Linked DNA regions of Homo sapiens: region 2 is linked to region 1. Evidence: read pairs that join two places in POLR2A ChIA-PET (ENCODE). Cell type or tissue: GM12878. All regions are shown on one strand.

Evidence for each region. ChIA-PET counts read pairs that join two places held together with the same protein. Peaks named below come from ENCODE experiments on the same cell type or tissue, not always from the same donor. Only the 100,000 strongest peaks of a DNase experiment are listed, where the experiment ranks them.
Region 2: POLR2A ChIA-PET joins it to region 1 with 10 read pairs; 3 of 35 experiments call an interaction of 5 or more read pairs at or near these places.

The regions. Positions count from the first base shown.
Region 1 is chr4:87,114,516-87,119,515 of GRCh38, reverse strand. It overlaps AFF1 (ALF transcription elongation factor 1), which reads right to left. Exons shown (of 21, transcript NM_001166693.3): 12 at 4,217-5,000. Among named protein-coding and RNA genes, the nearest start is that of KLHL8, 100 kb to the left of the region's middle. In GM12878, no CTCF peak of the experiment used is centred here; no DNase peak of the experiment used is centred here.
Region 2 is chr4:86,906,029-86,911,028 of GRCh38, reverse strand. It overlaps a transcript of C4orf36 not described here. Among named protein-coding and RNA genes, the nearest start is that of C4orf36, 16 kb to the right of the region's middle. In GM12878, no CTCF peak of the experiment used is centred here; no DNase peak of the experiment used is centred here; H3K27ac peaks cover 428 bases.

The sequences.
Region 1 (5,000 bases):
CCCTGCAACCTTTAACTCCTGGGCTCAAGTGATCCTCCCACCACAGCTTCCCGAGTAGCTGGGACCTCAGGCATGCGCTACTGTGCCTAATTTTTTTTTTTCAGAGACAGTGTCTCACAGAGTTGCCCAGGCTGGTCTTGAACTCCTGGGCTCAAGCAATCCACCCGCCTCAGCCTCTCAAAGGGCAGGGATTACAAGTGTGAGCCACTGTGCCCAGCCAGGTACATTTTTAGAGGGCTCCCAATTGCACTGGCCTGGTTGTGTATTACTGTATATATTGTGGTTCTTGAGTTCAACTTTTCTTCCAAATCTGGAAAAAAATAAGCTTGGTTTAAGAATTCTGAAGAAGAAAACATAGGCCAGGCATGGTGACTCATGCCTGTAACCCCAGTGAGGCAGGAGAATAGGGTCTGGAGGCAGGGAACCTAAGGCCCACCCACCCTGACTGGATATAAGATATAACCCCTCCTTTTTCTGTGTGGAAAATGAAAGTAACTCTGATTGGTCCCCCCTACAACCAATCAGACTAGTCGTGGACCACTAGAGTGAACCAATGGGAAACCAATGGGAAACCTCTAGAAGGCATATAAACCCCAGAAGAACCAGTGTTCCTGAGCCTCTTGCTTCAGCCGGCTCCCACCCTGTGGAGCATACTTTCATTTAAAATAAATCTCTGCTTTCACTGCCTTGGTTTTTTGTGCATTTTGTCCAATTCTTTGTTCAAAACACCAAGGAGCTAGACAACTACCCTCAACCAGTAATGCCACTGCTTTGGGAGGCTGAGGTAGGATTGCTGGAGGCCCAGAGCTCAAGACCAGCCTGGGCAACAAAGTGAAACCCCATCTCTACAAAAAATAAATTAGCTGGGTACAGTGGCATGTGCCTGGAGGCTGAGGCAGGAGGGTCACCTGAGCCCAGGAGTTTGAGGTTGGTGAGCTATGCCACTGCATTCCAGCCTGGGCAACAGAGCGAGACCCTGTCTCTAAAAAATAAGTAATTAACAGAATAGTCTCTAAGCTAAAAATAAAAAAATTTTAAAAGAAAACATAAGTTGGTATTAGAAAATCTAAACTGTAATCAGACTGATGAAATTCAGTAGTTTATGTAAAGAACACGACGTGAGGTCATGCGTATTTACCCTCACAGTTTTCTCTACTTTTCCTCATGCATTGTTCCTTACCCACTGTTGTAGAGTAGTAAAAAAACGTGTGCATTTCTATAGGTGCCATGTCTAATGGCTTCATCACAGCTGTTAGCCATCATTAACTCTTTATGATCATCTTCATACACTTTTAAGTCTGAAGTGGATTCAAGGATCTGTAAATCTTCTGAAAGAAAATATTTGGCTAAATTTTGTGCCAAGAGAGGGACAGACTCTAAGAGGCCTTTAAATAAAAACACTAAATACCACTAATGTGAAGGATCAAGCAAGTTCTTCTATTCCTCTGACTATATGCTCAGAGTTTTTTCTAATGTTCACATTTAAAATGAACACAATGAAAAATATCTTCATTATCCAAATGTGAGCAGTACCCAAGCTTCACAGCCCTGTCTCTGCCATGGAGAGCAGGCCCACACACTGCTGCCTGCTGGAGCAACCGTGCTGGTCACAGGGCCAGAGGCAGAGAGCCCTAACAAGCAGTCAGGGCGCTAATGAGGAAGGGGGGACAACCTGTCCTCTACAGAAAATAATGAGATTAATATGTTCAACAACTCCCATCCAGAATCCAGCAGGAAGTTAAACCAAACGACACATGATTCTCTGACGAAGAAATAAGAATACGGTTGACTGGTTTTTTATATTTATTTACCTGAAAGCTTCTAATGTTTCTAACTAGTGACATATTTCAGGCCAGGAATTCTGTTTGCCTAGATCATGATGTCTAAACACTGCACACTTGACCAACTTTGGATCCAAATAACTAGCTTTGTATGCTCTTGGGCCCTGCAGTACGGCTCTGCTTCAGTGGTTTCCAGCCCTGATAGGCACTAGGATTACCAGAGGAATTTTTAAAATACCAATGGGGGTTGGGGATTCCCGTCATCAGTGCTAAAGGCTACCAGGTGAATGTAATGTGTAGCCGGGGTTTGGAACCAGTGGGTCAGACATCAATCCTGACAGTACCACGGAGGCAGACTGTTCCCCAGGCCAGATCTCTCAGCAGCTTGACAGCGCTTTAAAGAAATCATGCACTCGATTAAGATGAAGGGATCACTATTTCTGCATGCTCTAAACAGAAAGATAAATAAGCTGCCCAAGAGGTGCTCAGCCAAAACCTGGGAACGGCTTATAGAGGGCACAGTTCCCACAGTCAACAGTGAGAGCTGAAAGTTTCCCTTTCTAGAGCCACAAGCTGCACTTCTAGATTTGCACTGGGGTATGAACTGGACTGAGCTCTCTGGGGGATCCTCCGGGTTCTAACATTGCCACCTGGTAGGTAATCCTTTCAGAAGTGAGTACCTGTCCCCACTCCAGCTAATGCAGACGGTCAGCACTGGAGACCACACAAGACCACAGCAGCTGGGAGACAGGTGAGAGATTTACCAGGACAGGGAGCTACCTGAGTGTGTTCCTGAAGTTTTCCCAGGTGTATCAGCTGCAGGTATCTTTTTCCTAACCAGGTCCATCACAATTTTCTCCATAAAGTTTTGTACCTTTCACACACATACACACACACACACACCCCACCCCATCCCATACAAAAAGTTTAAAGAAGTTTCTGGCATGAAAATATGCCCTCTTCTAGCTGAGACAGAGCACTTACTAGCACTGGATCCCATCCCACTCAACTTGCCTGCTGCAAACATGGCGGCAATACACATCCTTTAGTCTGCTGCAAGGAGGTTCTGAAGAAAGCAGTCGCCCTTTACTATTCGGTAAAGTCGTGTTATATTTTTAACGCACTGGATTAATCAGTCAAATCTCAGACATGACAGCAGGCTTCATAATCTTTTTTTCCTTTGTTATTCTTAGCTCAACTTCCACAGCTGAGTAAGAAGTTTTTCACATACTTACAAGAGTGTTAAAAATTTTATTCCTTCTCAGCAGGAGAGAGTTGGCCCTTCTTGTGACTTTGTCTCTGATTCTTGGGCAAGTTGGCTTGGGAATGCTACTGGGGAAAAACTCACTAATCTTTCATCATCATGAAAAAGCAACAAACAGAACAGGAACTCAAGTGATTCAAAATAAAAGGAAGGAGCCTGTCTAAAACAGTGGCATGTTCAAGTAACAGACAATCTTAAATAATGCAGCAATTTTGTTACTCTGTCCATTCTGTATCCAAAAGAATCTTCCAAAATTATAATAAATAAAATGATATGGTCAACACTTTGCAACGTGCCATTATCAGCCTATATTACTCAATGAGACACTAACCACATGTTAGTAACTGTAAAGAGGTGTTGTATGGTCATGCGTTAAAATATGGATGTGATATTGGTATAAAAGATCCTACTATGAGAGTAAAATTTGTATAGAGCCGTTCTTTTAATAATTCAGAATATGAATTAACATTTCAATTCAGATCAGATCTCAACTACTAAGGCAAAACCTAATGGGTCAGGTGGTAAATGCCAGTTACAAGAATAAATGAAAATGAGGCTGGGCATCGTGTCTTAGGCCTGTAATCCCATCACTTTGGGAGGCAGAGGCAGAGGCGGGTGGATAACTTGAGCTCAGATGTTCAAGAGCAGCCTGGCCAACATGGCAAAACCCCACCTCTACAAAAAAAATACAAAAATTAGCCGGGTGTGGTGGCACACACCTGTGGTCCCAGCTACTCAGGAGGCTGAGGTAGGAGGATCGTTTCACCCCAGAGGTAGGGGCTGCAGTGAGCCAAGATCGCACCACTGCACTCCAGCCTGGCAACAGAGCAAGGGCCTGTCTTTGGAAAAAAAAAAAAAAAAGAGGTGGGTTGGGGGCGGCCCTAGATGCTACATTATCCTAAAAGAAGCTATTGTTTTTAATGACTGCCTCACCTTTTTTCAAACTAGCAAGACCGATGGAAGGACATAACACGTGTTAATGCCCATCTGCAGAATGAGAAGCAAAGTCCAGACAGGTAATGCTGGAAGAAGATGCAAAGGCTACAGCGAATCAAAGCAAAGACTTGTGAGACAACTCAACTGGGCCTAAATCAAAGGCCGATCAAAGATACCGCCAGGCCAACAGCAAGGATGGTCCACGCTGGAGTCAGGGCAGTCTCCCCACACTCACCTTTCTCTTTTTGGCCAACTTGCTTGAGCTGTCTGAGCTCCTCTTCTCAGAGCTGTGCTTCTTCCCTGCGGGCGGCTGTTTATCTTCTGCTTTCCTCTGGCGGCTCCCCTTCCCGGGAGGCTGGGGTATCCGAGAGAGCAGGTCTAGGGTGATCTTCACCATCAAGCTTTGTGGGGGAGGAGTGTCCCTGAGCGGTGAGAGCAGCTTGGTGTCTCTCAAAGGCAATGGGAGTCTGTCTTTGCGGCTGTCCTCCTGGACCACCACGGCTTGGCGGCAGCCACTAGTCCTGCTGCCGCTGCCACTGTGGGGTGGGCCCTGGCTCTCAGTCAGGGGAACAAGAGCAAAGTGCTCAGGGGTCCTGTCCTCCACATTGTCCTTCGCGGGTTCTGGGCCTGAGAGAGCCTTAGAGGGGGCAGGGAGGGAGCTCTTGTGCTTCTTCTTCTCACTGGAGGGGGGCACTGCTGGCTTGGGTTCGTTGCTTGCTGCGGCCCGGGGCCGTCCTTTCGTCTTCACCTTGGGCTTGTCTTTGGAAGTCTGGTCTCGGGAGCCATAGGGAAGAAGCCCTGGCTCCCTTTCCCCCTGCAGGCTGGTCCGTGAACCTGCCCGGGCAGAGGCCTTGACAGGTTTTTTGGGTTGTTTGGTTCCAACGGTTTGCCTTTGTGGGGGCTCCTGCTGTGCCGGAGACTTCTGACAGCTCCTCTTTCCGGGGTGGGGGGCTTCGGGTGGGGCCCGGGGGGCTTTGCTGGAGCTTTTAGGGGGAGGATCTTTGGATTCAGAATGCTCC
Region 2 (5,000 bases), 210 kb after region 1:
CCACTACAACTTCTGCCTCCCAGGTTCAAGCAATCCTCCTGCCTCAGCCCCCTGAGTAGCTGGGACTACAGGTGCAAGCCACCACGCTCAGCTATTTTTTTTTTTTAGCTATTTTTTTTGTATCTTTAGTACAGCAGGGGTTTCACCATGTTGGCCAGGATGGTCTTGATCTCTTGACCTCGTGATCCACCCGCCTCGGCCTCCCGAAGTGCTGGGATTACAGACATGAGCCACTGTGCCCGGCCTCATGCAAAACTTTCTAACTTGACTTCCTGCCCCTAGCTTTTATGTCCTCTAAACCATTCTCCGTCTTGCCATGGACCGATTTCCCTTTTTCTAAGCATAAATCTGGTTATGCCACAGCACACTGACTCCTCAAATCCTGTTTCTTCCAGGATCAACTTCACACTTCTTAGATGGCATTCGATGACCTCCTAACAAATAATCTGCTACAACCAATAGAGGTCAGTCACACCCTGTCCCTTGGGATGATATTTTCACATTTCTACCTAAGCACTTTCCCTAGGTCTTCCTTCTTTCTCCGTTTTGCAAAAGATTGTTACTTTTTATATTCTGCCATTAAAAACATTTTAATTTTTTAATTTTTAATTTTTTTTGAGACAGAGTCTTGCGCTGTTGCCCAGGATGGAGTGCAATGGTGCGATCTCAGCTCACTGCAAACTCCACCTCCCGGGTTCAAGTGATTCTCCTGCCTCAGCCTCCTGAGTAGCTGGGATTACAGGTGCAAGCCACCACACCTGGCTAATTTTGTGTTGTTAGTAGAGACGCAAACTCCTGGTCTCAAGTGATCTGCCCGCCTTGGCCTCCGAAAGTGCTGGGATTACAGGCATGAGGAACCACACCCAGCTTCATCTTGTGTTTTGAAGAACAGAAAAATTCAGCTTGCAGGCAGAAGGGGCAAGTGCACAGAGAGAAGCAGAAATGAAATGCAGTGGGGTGCTCCTTCTACTTCTTTATTTCAGTCTCTGCCTGAGGGCTGGCTGCATTCCTGTGCTTGTGTCCAATGAGATAAGCCAGTATCTTTATTATAAATCCCACTTTCAGTTTAAATTAGTTCCCTAGAAGTTCCGCTATTTTTAACCAAATAACCTTTTTTTTTTTTTTTTTTTTTTTTAAGTCTTCCTCTGTTGCCCAGGCACCTGGCTCCAAATCACCTTAATTTAAGGAATTACGCTCAATCTTTCTGGGCGAAGAGCTTGTGACTTTATCATGTGGCTCAGTGTATCGCTAGGTTTTATTTACTGTAAGTCTTGCAGAGAATCTGGCACAGTTGGGCAGGGGATTTGAGGTGTTGTAAGCAAGGACTGATAGAAGGGTGTGTAGTTGGTTCATACAGAGTTTAGTAGGATGTTTCACTTTCACGAGGCTTATAGTAAGCATTAATAAATATTTGAACAGAGGAGTATTCCATACCTCATAAATCTAAATCTGATAAAAAATTAGAATTTAAAGTGATTGTTAATAGCTATCGTGTCGCACTGAGATATAGAAATTCAGTGATCATCCTTAATTGTTGCGCCTGTGGTCACTGTATTGGGTATCAGCCATATATTTATTTACCAGCTGACTTCTACCTTCCTGCAGCCGGTTTGCTGTTTGTTATGTAGGAAAATTCTAGTGCTGACACAGGAGACCACTCAAAGAAGCTTTTGAGAAGTTGCAAACGGCTTGGGACCTGAACAAGCACTTTTGCTTAGAATCTTTACTTTGATTTTGACACCTTCAGCCAAGTGTTGGTGTCTTGAGAATTCTCTTTCATCACTTCTTGACCCAGCTCCTCATATGTAATGGTGTTAGCTTGGCTAAGTTGGAACTATAGTTCCCAGAATCCCCTTCCCTGAATAATTTGTGTTAAAAGTTAGAAAAAGAGGAGCCTGCATGAGATATGGGTCATGGGAGATAGATGTGAACCAGCAGCCATTCTATGGGAGAAGGACACAGAGAGATTGGCATATCCCAACTTGTCCCACTCCCCACCACATTGAGAGACAGGTAAAGGTGGGGGTGAGTTCCATATGTCCTTGCTGTCTGCTCCACACCAAGTACAAGCACTTCCTCCCAAGTACAAGCCCTGATCACTAAGAGGGATCCCGCTGAGTTTCCACTTGGACAGCTGGAAGCCTGGCTTCTCACACTGGAACTTGCCCACCTGTGCCAGGAGGGCTGGTTAGTGACTTTTCTTTGATCTTCCGACGTCTGAGAATTCAGACCCTGAATTCTCCAGATTCTACAACAATAGTGGGTAGTAGTCATGTCTTGTTTGCTATCCCAGAAGTTATCACAGCTTCTAGCATATAATTAATTCTCAATAAACATTTACTAAATAAATGATCTTCAGGAGGGAGGGAGGGAGAGAGAGAGAGTAAGGTTGAGGAGGGGGAGGGAGGGGGAGAGAGAGAGAGAGAGAGTGTAAGTGTACTTCTCTTATTGAAGTGGCCCAGATGGTGGAAATTCTCTTCTGCACACTTTTGGCTAAGAGGAAAAGGTGCTTTCCAATCTCATATTACTTACTTTTAAAAATAATTCCACAAGGCACATTCCAAAAAAAAAAAAAAGACACTGTTGAAATAGAGAAACGAAAGTAGCTTGCTTGCTTAAGATCCCAGGGCAAGAGAGGAAGTAAACCAAAATAGAACTTGTAGTTACGTTTTCCTTAAGTATAACTCAAATCTACTCAGCAGTTCACTCAATTTTATCTCCCTCCCTTTATCAAACCCACTTTCTTTCATCATCACTTCTTCTGCCCCTACCCATAAACACACATATATGCTCATCCAAACACCAGCAACGTGTGTGTGTGTGTGTGTGTGTGTGTGTGTGTGTGTGTGTGTGTGTGTGTATGTTGAAAGTATAGTTCTCCAAAGGGGAATACATTCAAAACAATTCAACAGATACTTATTGAGCATCTATGTGTAAGAAAAATTGTGCTCTCTGCAGGCAAAGCAAGGATGAGTAGGGAGCAAATGTGTTGTGGCCCTCCCACTGGAGAAACTTTATACAAATTATTTGATGTGACACCATTTCTTTTTTTCTCTTTTTTTTTTTTTTCTGAGGCACAGTCACCCAGGCTGGAGTGCAGTGGCATGATCTCGGCTCACTGCAACCTCTGCTCCTCGGGTCAAGCAATTCTCCTGCCTCAGCCTCCTGAGCAGCTGGGATTACAGGCGTGCGCTACCATGCCTGGCTAATTTTTTGTATTTTTAGGATAGATGGGGTTTTGTCATGTTGGTCTCGAACTCCTGGCCTCAAGTGATCCACCCGCCTTGGCCTCCCAAAGTGCTAGGATTACAGGTGTGAGGCACCACACCTGGCCTGATGTGATACCATTCTTGGTTATTACCAAACTCCTGTCCTTAAACAGTGCCCTGTCTCTTTTTCATTCCTCCCTTGAGTCTTTGTGTTGTGTTTCCTCATGAAAATACCCCCAAAGTAGCTTAATGAGATTTAGCAGAAACAGATCTTCCAGGTCATGGCCCATTCAAGACAACATTTTTTTCAACTTCTATTTTAAGTTCAGGGGTTCATGTGTAGGATGTGAAGGTTTGTTACATGTGTCATGGGGGTTTGGTACACAGATTATTTCATCACCCTGCTATTAAGCCTAGTATCCATTATATCTAGTTATAATATTTTTCCTGATCCCCTCCCTCCTCTCCAAGAGAACATTTTATTATTCCCTAGGCAGGTGGTTCTTAACATTTGCCAGTAAACTTTTAACTGGGAAGCCTCTTTAAAATGCAGAATCCTGGGCTCCACTCCCTATCGCCCTTTTCCCTACTAAAATTCAGGATGTCTAGGAAATTTGTATTTTTCACAAGACTCTAAGTGATCATCTCACACCAGTGGTCTCTGGGCCACTCTTGGAGAAATGTCTAAAAACATCTGACAGAGAATCACCTTAAACACTTACTTGTAAAAAGCTGATTCTTTTTTTAAATTTTTATTTTAATATTTATTTATTTATTTTTGAGATGGAGTCTTGCTCTGTCACCAAGGCAGGAGTGCAGTGGTGCAATCTTGGCTCACTGCAACCTCCGCCCCCTGGGTTCAAGCAATTCTCCTGCCTCAGCCTCCCTAGTAGTTGGGATTACAGGTGTGCACTACCATGCCTGGCTAATTTTTGTATTTTTAGTAGAGATGGGGTTTTGCCATGTTGGCCAGGCTGGCCTCAAATTCCTGACCTCAAGTGATCTGCCTGCCTTGGCCTCCCAAAGTGCTGGGATTACAGGTGTGAGGCACCGTGCCCAGCCAATTCTTTTTTTTTTTTTTTTTTTTTTTTGAGACCGTCTTGCTGTGTTGCCCAGGCTGGAGTGTAGCGATGCGATCTCAACTCCCTGCAACCTTCACCTCCTCCCCAGTTCAAGCAATTCTCATGCCTCAGCCTCCCAAGAAGCTGGGATTACAGACATGCACCACCACACCCAGCTAATTTTTGTGTTTTTGGTAGAGATTAGGTTTTGCCATGTTGCCCAGGCTGGTCTCGAACTCCGGGCCTCAAGCAATCTGCCTGCCTTGGCCTCCCAAAATGCTGAGATTACAGGCCTAAGCCACCATGCCTGGCCTAAAAAGCTGATTCTTGATCCCTGGCCCATACTATCTGAATCCGAATATTTGAGGTCAGAGCCTGGTAATATGCATTTTAACGTCATTCCCCACTTAATTCTTATGGATTCCAGAGAGCTTCCTCTGAGAAGTATTGTTCAATCTACTCTACATTAAAGGCCATAAAAGCTCTCTGTAGAGAGAAATAGAAACATGCAGGGCCCTCCTCTTTAATAAACATTGATTTTAAAATCCTTCCTAATCATTAGAATTTGTTCCCAGTTTATTGCGGATCTGAGCATATCCCGGGAAATGGCTGAGTTCTGAAGGTCAGTGGCCCTTATGCCCTCTGAGGTAGTCAGGATTACTGATGGGCCCATCCCACCTAGCCCCGGTTTGCTGACTAATCATCTTCAGGTTCATCAAACAGGAATCAG